Regions from separate parts of the Homo sapiens genome. Here region 1 is linked to region 2. A link is a contact called in ENCODE Hi-C data. All regions are on one chromosome and are shown on one strand. Each heading gives the region's core, a stretch centred on a gene start or an enhancer-like site at or near the end of the contact. The rest is flanking DNA. Distances are from core to core; before and after follow the strand shown. Region 1 overlaps TSC22D3 (TSC22 domain family member 3). Region 2 holds the start of ACSL4 (acyl-CoA synthetase long chain family member 4).

Region 1 (6,759 bases), core at 174-2,673, 2.0 Mb before region 2:
TCAAATCCATGTCTTTGATTTTGTAGTGAATATAATTAATTCCTTTAAGGCCCACTGAATTCACAGCCAGTGTTTGTAATTATGTGTCCTGCCGCCCCCCCCCCGGCCCCGCCCACCCGAGTCTCTCTTTCTCTCTCAATGAATACCAAAAGTTCAAGTACTATAGAGTTGGGGGAGGTTTGAGAATATTTTTGACATAAAAAAAGGGCCCTTATTGTCACTAAGGTTGGGAACCACTGCCCCATGGGACATGTGGGAGCCATGGGAGTAGCACTAAGTTCTCTGGCTCTCAGTTTTCTCGTCTGTCAAATGGAGGTAAATCATAACTGCCTCTTTTTCTAAGGGCAGGAAACAGAATGTTTTGTACTCGGAAGCGGGGCCAGGGAGCAGTGCTCTTGTGATCCTTGCTGCTATGCTGGGAAGCCTCCATGAGGATGAGATGAGAGAATAGATGGGAGGGCACATGCAGAGGTGGCAAAAGCAGGCAGGGGATGCATACTCCTTCAAGCCTCATTATTATTTTCCTCGTTCTGGGTCCAGCTGGACCAGCTGAGCCCAGAAGCCTAAAACCCATGGAAGTCTTTCCAGGAGCAACGTGTTCTTTTGCCTTCCTCCACCCTTAGTCACTTTTCTGTGGAGAAACAACAACAGAAAGCAGCTCCTGTATGTGACTAAGAAACATCTACAAACTTCCTCTTATCTAGCCTAGTAACTGCTGTGGCCTCAGAAGTTGCAGTGTTTGTCTCTGTTTAGTCAGCGTTGCCTAGGAAACAAAGTTGTTCTCTCTTTACCACTATGTGACTGTGGGGCCAGTTTTTTCCCCTTTCTTGTAGAGAAAGGCTTGATGACCAGAGAGGTTTGGGGCGTTGTTGGGCTATTTTCTAGGTTTCCTTTTTTCATCTGCTTTTTCTCATTCAGCTGCAAGTCTGGCATGGGAAGTCTACAGAAGATGAACCAAATAGCCACAAAGTCTCTGAGCTAATTTTGAAAGGTGGGGATTTGGGAGTAAGTGGGGACTGGGAGAGCTGGTCAGGGTGAGGAATGGCTGCCAGGGGGCTTTGAATGCACTCGTTTGAAGTTTGTATCTGTACCAGCAGCTGTGGAATCTGCATGCCATGAACCAGTTGGCAGGTATAGACAATGAACCTGGCATTATGAATAGCAAGGTTGGGAGCAGGTGGGGAAATTGGGATTTGAGAGGCCAGCAAGCAGGAGTTTGCAATGTTCTGAAGGGTTTTGGTGATTAGAAAAGAACAGGTCAGCTGGGTGCAGTGGCGCATGCCTATAATCCCTGCACTCTGGAGGGCCAAGGAGGCAGGTTGCTTGAGTCCAGGAGCTCGAGACCAGCCTGGGCAACATGGCGAAACCTCCATCTCTACTAAAAATACAAAAAAATATATATATTCAGGAGTGGTGGTGCACACCTGTAGCCCCAGCTACTCAGGAGGCTGAGGTGAGGATCATCTGAGCCCAGGGAGTTGAGACTGCAGTGAGCTTTGATGGCCCCACTGCATTCCAGCCTGGGCAACAAGAGTGAGACCCTGTCTCAAAAAAAAAAACCAAAAAAAAAAACCCAAAATGTCAACATGTATGACCTTTACAGAGGAAGAAGCATGTCATTTTGATTACATTTAGGCAGTGGTTGATGTAAGGGGCGGGGGGCAAGATATCTTGGTCACCCTGAGGTTTGTGGCTCAGGAAAATCAAGGAGTTCTGTTTCCCCAATTTCAAGTGGGAAAAGGATAGGTATATATGCTACCAGAAGCTGAGATGGAATGGAGTCACTTGAAGAGAGGTGATCGTTTCCCTTGGGAACATAGTGGGCTTAGAACACAGCTCAGGGTCCAGAGGAAGTTCAGGTTAGGGCGTGGTAAAGGAGACACTAAGCACTCATCAACAACCAATCAGAGAAATGCTAGGTCTCTGGATGCTGGGGACATGGAGCTGGGAAAGGGTGATGGGTGATAATGAACCCCAAAGAGAGGTGGAGGAAGGAATCTGGAGCCAGGAGCCTTAGACTTGGCCCTACCCACGTGGTTGGTGGGTTTGGTGAGAGAACTTTCAGCAGTGTCCCTGAGAACTTTCAGCAGGGACTGAGGATATCTTTCCTTGGCTGGAAGTAAGGGGAAGAGCAAAGGAAAGGGGGGTGGTTTTGCTACCTCATACATTCTCCCTCCTTCTCTTACTAGAGCCTTCTTAGCTCCTTTGCCAAGTCAAGTGTCACATGTGGATTGGTATTAAGGAGAATGCATTAAGTGAGCCCAGTGATGTTTTCAGAAGACAGAAGAGGCCCACGCCTGTTGATTTGGTTCCGCTCTTCTCGCTCCCTCCTATGTATACCCTGCCTGTTTCTTTTGGGCCTTCCTCGGGGTATCTTTCCTCCCAAATCACCCCCTCAAGCTACAGTTGTGTGTTATGAGTCACCTTGCCACTCACTCCGAAGCTCTCATATGAAAGCGGAGCAGGAGAGGGAGGAAGGATCTGGGCTTGAGTCCTAATTCCCGTAATAGCCATGTGACTTTGGGCAAGTCACTTAAACTCGCTGAGTCTCAGTTTCTTTATCCAGACAGTGAGGGCAAACAGCATGTCCTTCATATGAGTATTGTGCAGATGACACGAGATCACGGCTGCAGCATAGGCCTGGCACTGACAGGGTGCTCAAGGGATATTCAGGGGGTCAGCAAAACAGCCCCTACTGGGTGAGGGGCCTCTCCCACCCAGTCCATTTATACTCAGTCAGACACCAAGTTTATTTTTAGAAAAACAGAGCAAAGTTTATTGAAATTTCAAGCTACATTTGGAAAATCAAAATCCAAATCCTGGAACCATACATCAGGATAAGGTGTCAAAAAGTGGAAAGTGTTCACTCTCACAAAACCCGCTACAGACAAGCTTTCTGGGCACACCTCCCAGGCTCCATTGGATCAAAGCCATCCCCTTGTTCATCCCTCATCCACAGTAGGACACCATCCTTCTGTTCACTTGAAAGTTTTCCACAATAATTACAAAACAAAACAAAAAACGTTTTCAAATGACACTGTGAAGCCCAAACTGATCTTCTCTCAACCCCATTCTATGTAGTCAGCACCAGTGAATGGTGGGTTTGGCATTCAAAACAGGACTTCACGTTTCAGTGGACAGCTGGGGAAAGGGTTGCAGCAGCAAGGCATCCGTGGCCGCATTCAGAGGCTGGCCCCCCTCCTTGCCTTTACTCTCGAGTCTTACTTAACCTAAAAGACAAACTGGGTCAACTTGGTAAATGAACACAGTCAAAGACTTAGCCATAAGAGGTAAGGGACCAGTCAATACTCCCAAGGCTGGTTAGGCCCTTCAACATGTAGGTGGATGTGTATATGTATACATCGCTACACTAAGATACAGATCTAGCCCTATGGGTATATATACGCATTTATGGCTATATAGAAAAACTATGCCAATACTAACCAAACAGAACTTTGTAAGCGGTCATCCCAAAGCTGTAATCCCACACTGGGCTGTGCACAAAGCCATGCATTATACCATATTAACCAACAGAAGGCTGACTTGGCTCAATCTCTCCCATCTGTGTCCCCTGCCTTCACGAAACAGAGGAGAAGAGAGAGGTTGCCTCTGCTTAAAACACAAGTGGCTTCTTCATAGGAACAGTCGTTGTCAGGTGAAGCTGTTGAAGATGTCCATGGAGATGAGAAACAGACCCCTTAAACTTTCTGGAGCAAACTGGTGTCACACCTCAAACTACCCTTCTCCTTTGCCAGTTGCAGCTAAGTTGCCCAGGCCCTGGGAGCCCCCAGGGCGCAGTAGCATTAGAGGCTCACTGGCTTGGTGTTACTAGGCCCCATGCAACTCAGCCTCCAGAGACCTGCTCTTGTCAGGGGTCTGTCGCTGGAGTGGACCCAGGTGGCCATGTCCTTAGGACATCTCTTGGCACCAGCTGTGCTAGGTGTAAAGTTCTCCTCGTGAGATGATGCTTGGGGAGCCAAAAACAAACTGGAAAGAACTAGGTAAAACAAGTTTAGTGGCTCTGCCCACCCTGAGGACAGAGCCACTTACACCGCAGAACCACCAGGGGCCTCGGGCACTTGTGGGGATTCGGGAGCTGGCTCTTCAGGGCTCAGACAGGACTGGAACTTCTCCAGCTGCTCTGGGCTTGCCAGGGTCTTCAACAGGGTGTTCTCACGCTCTAGCTGGGAGTTCTTCTCCACCAGCTCTCGGATCTGCTCCTTCAGGATCTCCACCTCCTCTCTCACAGCATACATCAGATGATTCTTCACCAGATCCTGCCAATGAGGGAATCATAACAAAGCCATTCCTTAGCCATCGTGGCCCCTCTGCAGCACCTTTGCTCTGTCATTGGTGTGCCTGTGCTGTCCTTAATGCCAGGGCCCTCCAGCCTTCCCTCAGTGAACTGGTCTGGCAAGTCCAATTCCTCGTTCACCTTTCTCTGAAGCACTTAAACCCTCATTCAGGAGAGCTACATGATTTGGCTTATGCTGGAGTTGAGAGCCCAGCTTTGAACTAGATAGGTTCTCCCCTGCAAGTTTCTAATGACTTTCAAAGCTGGCTGCTGAGGGGCCTTTGGGGTGACACTTCTGCTGTTTGCCAGTGGTTTGCTATGTCCCCCTTTTTACATAAGCCCCTACTGCTGCCGATCCAGATCTGGGGGAAGGGTAGACCTGCAATGCATCCCATACTGTTTGTCTGCTGTACAAATCTTAACCAAGAGAATAAAATTGGCTATTTTAGAGTCTCCTCCCCTCCATATGACCCAGCACATTGAATTGCAGCTGTCCTGCAGCCGGCCAGTTAGCACACAGGACATTGGCCTTGGGGAAAGGTACAGAACTGCCGCATCCTCTCTGAATTTGATGACTGCACTGGGGGCAGGGAAGGTGTCCTTAAGCTCCAGGGCACAATTAAGTGGCTCCCAACCGCTGAAGCCCTAACCCTCTGCAGCCATTGTGGCTGCTCCTTGGAGTATGACCTCTACCTGGTAAGGAGAGGGACAGGGGTGGGGTGCTTCGCTTCCTGTTTCCACCCAACTCCTGACCCCAGTCCAGGCTCTGCAGAGGCACTGCAGTGCTGTTGCATCCAATGAGCTCAGCCCCTTGCCAGCTGCACGATGCACACAAATGCAAGAGTCTGAGCTCCCTGCCCAACAACAGGCCCAGGAGAGAGTCAGAGCCTGCGGCAAAGACCTGAGATGGAGGAGGGAGGAAGAAAGGAGGGAGCCCAGGAAGGGAAGACTGGAAATGCCCTAAAAGGTGCCACTCTAATCAGACTCCACCTCCAGTGCGGATAGGAGGCAGGCTGTCGGCTTCCTCAGGGTTTTGGCTAAGGGCTTTTTCACCCATTCCCTCAATCCTGCCCAGAGTTACATAAGCAGCAGCTAAGTCAGGGGATGAGAATGACGCAGTGATGCCACTCACCATGGCCTGTTCGATCTTGTTGTCTATGGCCACCACGCTGGCTCCGGAGGCACTGCCAAGACAAAAAGCAAAGCGACCCATTACCCACTCGGTTCTACTCTTGAGTACATGGCAGTTGTGGCCAAAGTCCTCCATCTGCCTCGGCTCTTCCTCTCTCTCTCCTTCTCGCCTCCCTGGCCCAGAGTTCCGGACAGTTTGTCCCCAGATCCTTCCTTGGCCCCTGCAGGAAGCTGCATCTCCTCATCCAGGCCGGCTCAGCGCTGCTGCCGCCGCCCCGAGTTCCAACCGATCGGAGCTGCTTGCGAGTCCTGGGGCGCGCAGGCCACCGTGGCCTGCTCGGGCAATATGCAAACAATGGGGCTGTGCGACCCGGGGAGTCCCCCACAGCCGGCCTACAAGGTCCCAGGCAAACCTACCCGGCTCTGAAGCTAGCTAGGAATTCCTTCTCGGCTGGTAAGCTTCCGGCCTTCTCCCAAGCGGCGCACGGCGCTCGGCCAGCCCCCTGCCCAGCCCTGTCTGGTCCTGCCCGCCGCCCCTCTGCCTCCGGCTGCCTCTGCGGCTGCAGCAGCTGGTTTTCACGGCGCAGCGGCCGCAGGGACGCTTCGATGACGGATCCCAGAGCGGCGGTGACCCCCCCCTTCCTGCGTCCCCTCCCCCCCGCCCCTTCCCAGGATGCTGCACCGCGGGGAACAGGGACCGGCGGCACACAGCTCGCTCAGAGACCGGGCTCCTAGCCCAGCTCCGGCCGGCGCCCCGGCTCGGGAGGCGCCGGAGCTGGGGCCAGCGGTTACCTGTTGTCCAGCTTAACGGAAACCACATCCCCTCCAAGCAGAGAAGAGAAGAAGGAGATGGAGAAATTGTGCAGCTGGTAGACCGCCACCTCCATGGGGGTCTGATACATTTCGGTGTTCATGGCTCGGGCTGCTAGGAAGCTCTGGCCGGGTTTCGTGCGGGGCTGGGCGGCTGGGCGGCTGGGTGGCTGCTGGCAGGCTGCGCTGGGCTGGGCTCTGCGCTGGAGTCCGGCCCTGAGGCTAGGAGCGGGGCGAAGGCTGCAGAACGAACCCAAAGCCAAGCAGGCGCTCCAGCTGGAGTTGAAGGGAAGTGACTCGAGGGGTGTCACCTCGTATGTCACAAACTCCACGGCCGCCAGTCCAACCCAGACTCGGAGATATTTTGGCTCCTGCTTCTTTATATAGGAGGAGCCGGCTGCGTCACATGGCGTCAGGGGCCATGCAAATGAGTCCTGTACCGGGCTTTGTGGCCCAGTTAAACCACATCCCCTCCCTGAACCTTAGGCTGGGACTGTAAACAGTTCAGCACTTTCTTGTACCAA
Region 2 (7,481 bases), core at 1,725-4,224:
GAAAGAGTATATAAGACCAGCCAATGGTAGAAGTGGAAAAACAAAGCTTTTATTTTTGCTAAAGGCTCAGCAATTGAAAGGATGGAGAAAAAGGTAATGTCAAAGAGTCTACAGGCTACAATTAATAGAATCATCTCTTCCTCCCCTATGGAAACTTAACTTCTCCAGAATTTTGTTTGTCCTTGATTTGACTGTTGTTGTTTTTAACAAAAATAAACTGGATGTACATCTGTCTCTCCACATGCCCCCCAACCATCTCCATCAGCCCAAAGTATAAACTCATAGAGTAGGGTTTGTCTTAACCATCATGTCCTGAGGGCCTGACATACGTGACAGATGAAGGAAGAAGATAGTTGAATGAATTAATAAATGAATGAGATGCCCACATATTATTTTAAAGTTCCTAGCCAATTACAGTTGTAAGGCAGTATGTGAGTGCGGTGGCGCGATCTCGGCTCACTGCAAGCTCCACCTTCCGGGTTCACGCCATTCTTCTGCCTCAGCCTCCCAAGTAGCTGGGACTACAGTCACCCACCACCACGCCTGGCTAATTTTTTGTATTTTTAGTAGAGACGGGGTTCCACCGTATTAGCCAGGATGGTCTCGATCTCCTGACCTCATGATCCGCCGGCCTCGGCCTCCCAAAGTGCTAGGATTACAGGCGTGAGCCACCACACCCAGCCATTCCCTTATAAATTTCTAAAAGCCATGGACATTTAAAAAATAGTGCGGTATAACACACATTTCACTTGCAAGCAGAAATTAACATAATACCCAACATTTGTAAAATGCTTCTGAGTTTATAGATTTTCACATATAATTATTTATTTAATCAGGATTAAGAACTAAGTATACCTAAATTGAAACCACTATACACAAACCTTTGAGAAAAACATTCTAGTCAACTGGTATAACAGGATTTATAACAGCCTTAACGCAAATTGCATTATATGTGTGTGTGTATACCTATATATACACGTGTGTATATATATATTTGTCATATATATTCATTATAAGAATATATCATTCAAATTGGGGGACTTGTGGATCATTTCAACAACCATAAAGACACTTATTTTACAGATGCAAAAACTAAGAGAGGTGAAGTGACTTGTTCAAGGTTAAATATATATCTAGAGTTGGGTCTAGAACCTGAGCCTCTCCAGAGTTCCAATTCATTTCTCTTGTCTGAATTGAACAAGACTCTTCTTTCTTCACCCATCTCACCCCTACCAAAAATACTGAAAGAAATATCTTAATCTAAATCACTTGTGTTTTTAAATAGGGGGTTTTCCAAAAAAAAAAAAAAACCCACAAAATTGAATTTACTCAAGCTTTCAATTGCTGTATTACACCTTCCATGGATTTTTAGTTGTCAAATTATTTCTTATAGCAGGACAATAAGGTACTTTATTCTAAGGTACAAGTATACTAACAGTTTAATGTTTCATCCCCCACCTAAATGGCAGAGAGTGTTAATTCTAACAGGAGTCTTACATGTCTTACACTTTAGCAGTTTCAATCAAAAGATGAGCTATTTTACAATTTAAGGAAGAGGCCTTACACTGTTAAAATCTTGACCGATATGCTCAATGGCAGTACCATCATTGAATCTCCACCTGCTGCCTTACGTATCAAGAACATTTAAAAGTCTTTCTTGTTAGAGACAAAATAAAAGAAAAACTAAGGTGACAAGCGACTATGAGAAATAAGGCTTTAATCAGGTTAAATTTGCATTATGCAGCCTGCATGAATTTAGAGGTCCTAGAATCAAAACACTAGAAGGAACCTTTGATATGCTCTAGTTCAACAGACTGATTTTTGCAGAAGAGGAAACTGAAGCGCTGATGAGACCATTAACTGATAAAGCAAACCGCTTACTTTTTCAAAGGGATTCATTTCAATGCCATTTTACCCTTATTTTGCATCTCACTGTTGTTTCTCAGAGCGACGATTGACCTTTTTTTAGGTGAAAAGAGCGAATAGAGCGTATTAATTTCAAGAGGGTGAAAAATGCCTTTGAAGGAGGAGATGCTGGAGTGAAGAGGAGAAATGACGTCTTATTTAAAATATGTAACCCCTTGATGGGGTTAGACAATGAATCATATTCTCCTAGATTTTTCTATGTCTATAGACATCAGCCACAGTTCTTTCAGGCACTCAAACGAGAGGAAGAGGAAGTGAATAAAGCTCATACTAAATATATAGCACCCACTGAAGGCAGGGATGTAGACAGAAAGAACGGGGGTGGGGGAAGGAAGGAAAGCACGCTTCGCCAGGATCCAGCTGTTTTCTAACAAACCTAAGCCTACGGAAGCTAGGAAGATATCGGAAGCAAGGAAGATATCGGAAGCGACGGCATCCCTCAAATTCGAGAGGGCGGATGCCTCTAGGGCTAGAGAGGCTCCCTAGCCCTCAGTTACAGAGCGACTGGGAGGGGACAAAATGGAGTTGAGGTTTAGGGGCACCCTAAAGGTCGTTTGGAGGTCTAGCAAGCACTTCATGGTCTCCTCCGGAAAGGGCCGTGGCAAAGCCTAGTACCCCGATCAGGAAGATGACTTCTGGCCCTCGGGATGCGGTGAGCGGCAGGAAGAGGCAGGCTGGGGTTCCGAGGACCCCAGAGTCCATCACAGGAGCAGATACAGTGACCTCGGGAATCTTCCCGGCCCCAGCGGAGGCGAGCGGATAGATAGCCCTGGCTCAAGGAAAAAAGCGAGCCGACTCCAGGAGCTGGAATGCCCACCCAACCTCCTCCCGGCTCAGGTGAGGTACGCCAGTCCCCCTCTGGAAATGGGGCCCTGGTACCGACAGGGCAGGGGTGCCGGGGCCGCAACCTCCCCATCCAGGGATACTCACCGGAGGGGCGGCCCACCGCGTCTTCGCAGCCGGCCGGCGCCTGGCACTCGGAAAGCTCGCAAAAAGGAACCGCGTGCCCGCTAGCGCTGGGACGAGGAGGAGCGCGCGGCGGAGGCCAGAGAAAAAGCCGCAGCGGCGCGCGCGCACCCGGACAGCCGGCGGAGGCGGGACTCAGCGCGAGCCCGGAAAAGACGCGCCCGGAGGGGCGGGCGGAGCGGGGGCGCGCGGTGGTGTGGCAGAGCCAGCCGAATCGCTGGCTGCAGACGGCTCGGCCCACCCACGCGCCCGCCCCCGCTCGCCCGGGACGTCAGTCGAAAAGGCGGAGCCGAACGGGCTTCCCGGGGCGCGGGAGGGGCGCTGCGAGGAAGGCGAGGCGGCTAACGGCTCGCCTCAAGTTGTTGCTCCCGCTGGCGATCCGCTTCTGTCAGTCTCGCTGCTGGTGTCGTTGAGTGTGTTTCGGGATGTCCTTGCGCCTAACAGCAGTGAGGCGCAGAATTGGCCCACGCCCTCACCTGCGGCTTGCTTCGCAGGACTCCACCCCAGGATAAAAGTTCCCCTCGGGTCATCTTCCAGCTGCCCTCAAAAGACACTCATTTTTGGGTTTCACTGCTCCTCTTTAAGAGAGCTATCTTGAACACTTTGACTAAAAGCATCTTGCTCCTGTAAGCCTGAACTAATGCCTCTCATCCGTTTATCTTGCCTCTTACTGCGTTAAGATCCCCGCTCACTCCCACTGATGAAATATCACAAGGACGCAGGATTTTCACGTTGTCTTTCATTTCCACGATGGTATCATGGCAAAAAAACCCCCAACTGATAAGGAAAAGTCACCGCAGCTTTGTGACATCTTACTAGCCCTGATCATTGCTTATAAGCCGGTCATACGAATGCTGTTCCAACAGATGCAAGAAATTGCTATTAAAATTAAAATGCCAGCGAACTATCTGAGGGCTTCAAAAGGGACAGACCATAATTGCAAATGAGGCCTGATAAACTGCCAAGAATATATCACCCAAAAAAATAAATCTCAAGAATTCTTCCAGTTCCCTGATGCGTAATGGTGAACTAGCTTCCTGTTCCTGATGGTAATTGACATTTCACTTCACTTGCTGATTTCCATTTTCCCATAGAATTACCATTTGTGCTTGTGTGTGTGTATATATATATGTATATATAAAATGCCTTACCACCTGAGATTACAAGCTAGAGTAGTTCTTCAGTGTGCATCACAATTATCTGGGGTGCTTGTTGAAATGTAGGTACCTGGAGCTACAACCCCCAGGTATTTTGATTCTGATCTGGGTAGGGATAAGAAATTTGAATTTTTAATAAGCAGCCCAGGTGACACTAAAAGTGGTTAGCTGAGAGCACAGAGCTATAGTTTTTGTGTTACTACTCTAAAGCCATATTACCAATTCAATTTCCAAGAAACCCACCCACTTACATATAATATACCTATAAATATTGCTAAGACAGTCATGTAGCTTCCTTTTTCAAGATTGACCTACAAAGTTCAGTACTTCAAACAACGAGTTTAATTGTCATGTTTATTTTATGAAATCTTGTTTTAATACCAGAAATAAGCAATCATATGTCAGGTACGTAATTCACTGGGTAACTATGATGTACAGAGCACTATCACCTACAGTTGGGTTAACACAAATGAAATTGAAGAAATGAATATCGCTGTTCTCAATAAAGTTAGTGTCTAGTTGTGGAATTAAAATATAGATATAATACAAACCCAGTGTAGCACATAAATCAGTGTGCTGGATGAAGATGAAAAAGAACTTGTAATTAAAGAGTACTTTTGCCAGTTTCCTTTATTGTCGGTCTCTTAGCCCAGACATTTTCAATTAGGTAATTTCCTCTGAACAGAGTCTTCAGCTTACTGAAGTTCCTCCAGCTCTACAAGATATAAAGGAAAGAAATCACTATAGCCTGAAACTATCCGTTTTTTGGTATACAAATGTGTGTATGATATACATATAGATATGTTTATCAGACCAAGAAACTACTTGGATTTTCAAGATCTCTTATTACTTAAGCTATTCATTAGTGTGTACAGTTCTGGCTGTCTTCATCACCTACCACATCTCACCTTCTTCCACATTTAACTGCACCCAAGTTGAAGAGGAAAGAAGAACTATACCTCCAAAAAGGAAACCAAGTATAACCACGCTATTTCCAGCTTTCCTTTTTCGGAGTCAAAACAAACCTTGCTTAATTTCTTGTCATCAGAAACCTTCCAGAAATTACTGCCCAGGAGCAAAATATTTCCCAAGCAGCTGTCTGACATTTTAAAGAGAACATTTGCAACGTTGTTTATTAGTTAGGAAGATAGGGTATTATTATCCCTATTTCACAGATGAAGAAATAGATGCAGGTTAAGTGTCTTGTCCAGTCACACAACTAAGTAGTAACAGAGCCTGAATTTCCTACTACACTGCTTATGACTCCTAGACCAGGGTGCTTGCCGCTACATTAAGCTGCCTCTGTAATGAGTCCTACCCAGAACTACCAACCCAATTAGAAATGGAGTAGATAAACGTATGGAAATGGAAGAGTTAGGAAAATGTACAATGCAATTGACAGATTCAAAATGCAATGTAATAAGTACTAAAAGCATGAGAATTAGTCTGTTAGAAGCTAAACAGAATTTAAAGGACAGCTCTGTTAACAGGCACTGATATTTAGGCCTTGCCTATTTTATTATTCTGTAACAAGAAGCTGAAACAGATAGCCAGGCTGCTCTTGGCATTAGTTATTTATGGAAGGGCAGAAAACAACTGTTCTTCATTGACTGTGTAACAAGCCTTTGCGTGTTAAACTTCACGGGTTTGTAGAATAATAATAATTTTCTCCTGTGGTCTAAATACAAGCAGCAGGGCTTCATAATAATATTTGCATTGACAAGTTGTGTTAGATTTTGTCATTAACAAACCTTATTTTTTGCAGACCCAACAACCAGGCCAAATATTGTCTTTAGTGGCTTGTGTTAAACAACCGGTGAAATCAGAAACCTACGTAGATGATCATCTCACTGTGAACATAAATAATAACCTAAGCCACTCCTTTCAAAAATGATCAAAGGCATAGTAGCTACATCTAAATGTTATTTTTGAGAAATGATTTGTTTTTTCAAAATAACTATTTCTTTTCATTCTGGCACATTTTTCAGGTTTTTAAATTAATGGAAACACCAAAACAAATAGACATCTAGTGCACCCAGATAGGAAGACACAGTATTGCATGGAGTCAAGTTTTTCCAAATTAATCCGTCAAGACAGTGTGGTCCACATCAAAATCACAGCAGGATTTTAATGGAACTTAATTTCGGTTTCTCTCATGAAACTCATTTGTCCTTTTTAAAGATAACTACAACACCCTCTAAATAAAATCCTCCACAGTTATCCTTGAAATTGTTTGTGTGACCTTCCCATAAAGAATCAAAAATAACAAAATATTTTTATTATCCATAAGGCCATGAGTATGTGAAAAATCTATTGTGGTTGTCATTGAATCTGTAAGAAAGTTGCCTTTGGTATATTTTTGCCCACTCTCTGTAGTGATTCTAGCCTAGTAATATTACAAAAAAAGATAGGTCATCAATTTCATAACTTGCCTTAAATCTCTTTTTATTATGCTTTCCCTTTAACATACAAAAAGCTTCCAATATGTCCTATTCTTAAAAGACCAGTAAAATAACAAAATTTTAAAATGTCCCTTACTCAAAATCTTCGACTATTAGTGCTGGGAAGCCACTTAGATGCAGAGTAGCACGATGGAAACCATATGGGTTTGGACTTAAGCCAACCACCCTAGACCAAGTTATATAACATTTTCCTGAGCCTCAGCCTCTTCTGTAAATTGGGGATAATAATGGTACCTCATTCATAAGACTCTTCTGAGGGAGGATTAAATGAAATCATGCCTATAAAATTCCTGATTTATGGCAAGTGTGTATAAAATGATGGCTATTAATCACCAAGTTCAACCTCTTCATTTCACAGATGAGAAAAAGGAAGCTAGAACCAGAACAATCTTTCTCCAGATTCTCCTATTCAGTAACTTTCTTTACAACTAAGGACAAATTCCTTGAGAAGTGGTCTACAGCCACTTCATTCACTAAGTCACTATCTGACCTCCAAGTTAATCTCCATTCCCATCAATCCTACAAATATTCCTGTTGCTAATGCCGTCTATGAAATAGACAAACCCCATAATTATGCTTAAATAATTATGGGACTATTTCACTCTGAAACTGAGTGAATAGTCCCCACTGGGACTATTGGACTGATTAAACCTTTGGATATTTATTCAAAGCATCCCTCTTCAAACCAAAATTCTGTAATAAAACTGTCTGCTTCACTTGGACCCTACATGGCACCTGATACAAGCCAAATTACTGTTATTCAAATAAAACATTTTTAACAATATGTTTGAATGAATAATTATTACTTTTAGAAATAGATATAAAAGATTATTAAATATTTTTAATTTTTCTTTTCAAGTTGGTAAGATCTTTAGATTGATAATATTCAATTTTGGCAAGAATATGAAGAAACTTGCACTCATATATTCTAAGTAGGAGCGTAAATTGGTTTGGCCCCTTTATTTTATTT

What was found. A loop is a pair of places that touch in the nucleus more often than their neighbours do. Pooled maps may share reads with other maps.
Region 1: a pooled map shows a loop between it and region 2 (11-fold over the local background). The contact joins the enhancer-like site here to the promoter of ACSL4 in region 2. A Hi-C loop is called at or near these places in 4 of 50 pooled maps.

What each region holds. Positions count from the first base shown.
Region 1 is chrX:107,710,473-107,717,231 of GRCh38, forward strand. TSC22D3 (TSC22 domain family member 3) reads right to left here. Exons shown (of 3, transcript NM_198057.3): 2 at 5,427-5,478; 3 at 2,749-4,277. The coding sequence ends at 4,047. Among named protein-coding and RNA genes, the nearest start is that of TSC22D3, 62 kb to the right of the region's middle. RefSeq lists an enhancer at 6,210-6,289. Within about 2 kb of position 1,424, at least 26 of the 41 ENCODE cell types and tissues checked have a DNase peak (open chromatin) inside an H3K27ac peak, as active enhancers do.
Region 2 is chrX:109,730,283-109,737,763 of GRCh38, forward strand. It overlaps ACSL4 (acyl-CoA synthetase long chain family member 4), which reads right to left and starts at 2,975. Exons shown (of 16, transcript NM_001318510.2): 1 at 2,857-2,975. It overlaps LOC105373311 (a long non-coding RNA gene), which reads left to right and starts at 2,229. Exons shown (of 1, transcript NR_158569.1): 1 at 2,229-4,676. RefSeq lists enhancers at 2,338-2,387, 2,448-2,587 and silencers at 2,710-2,830, 2,928-3,237.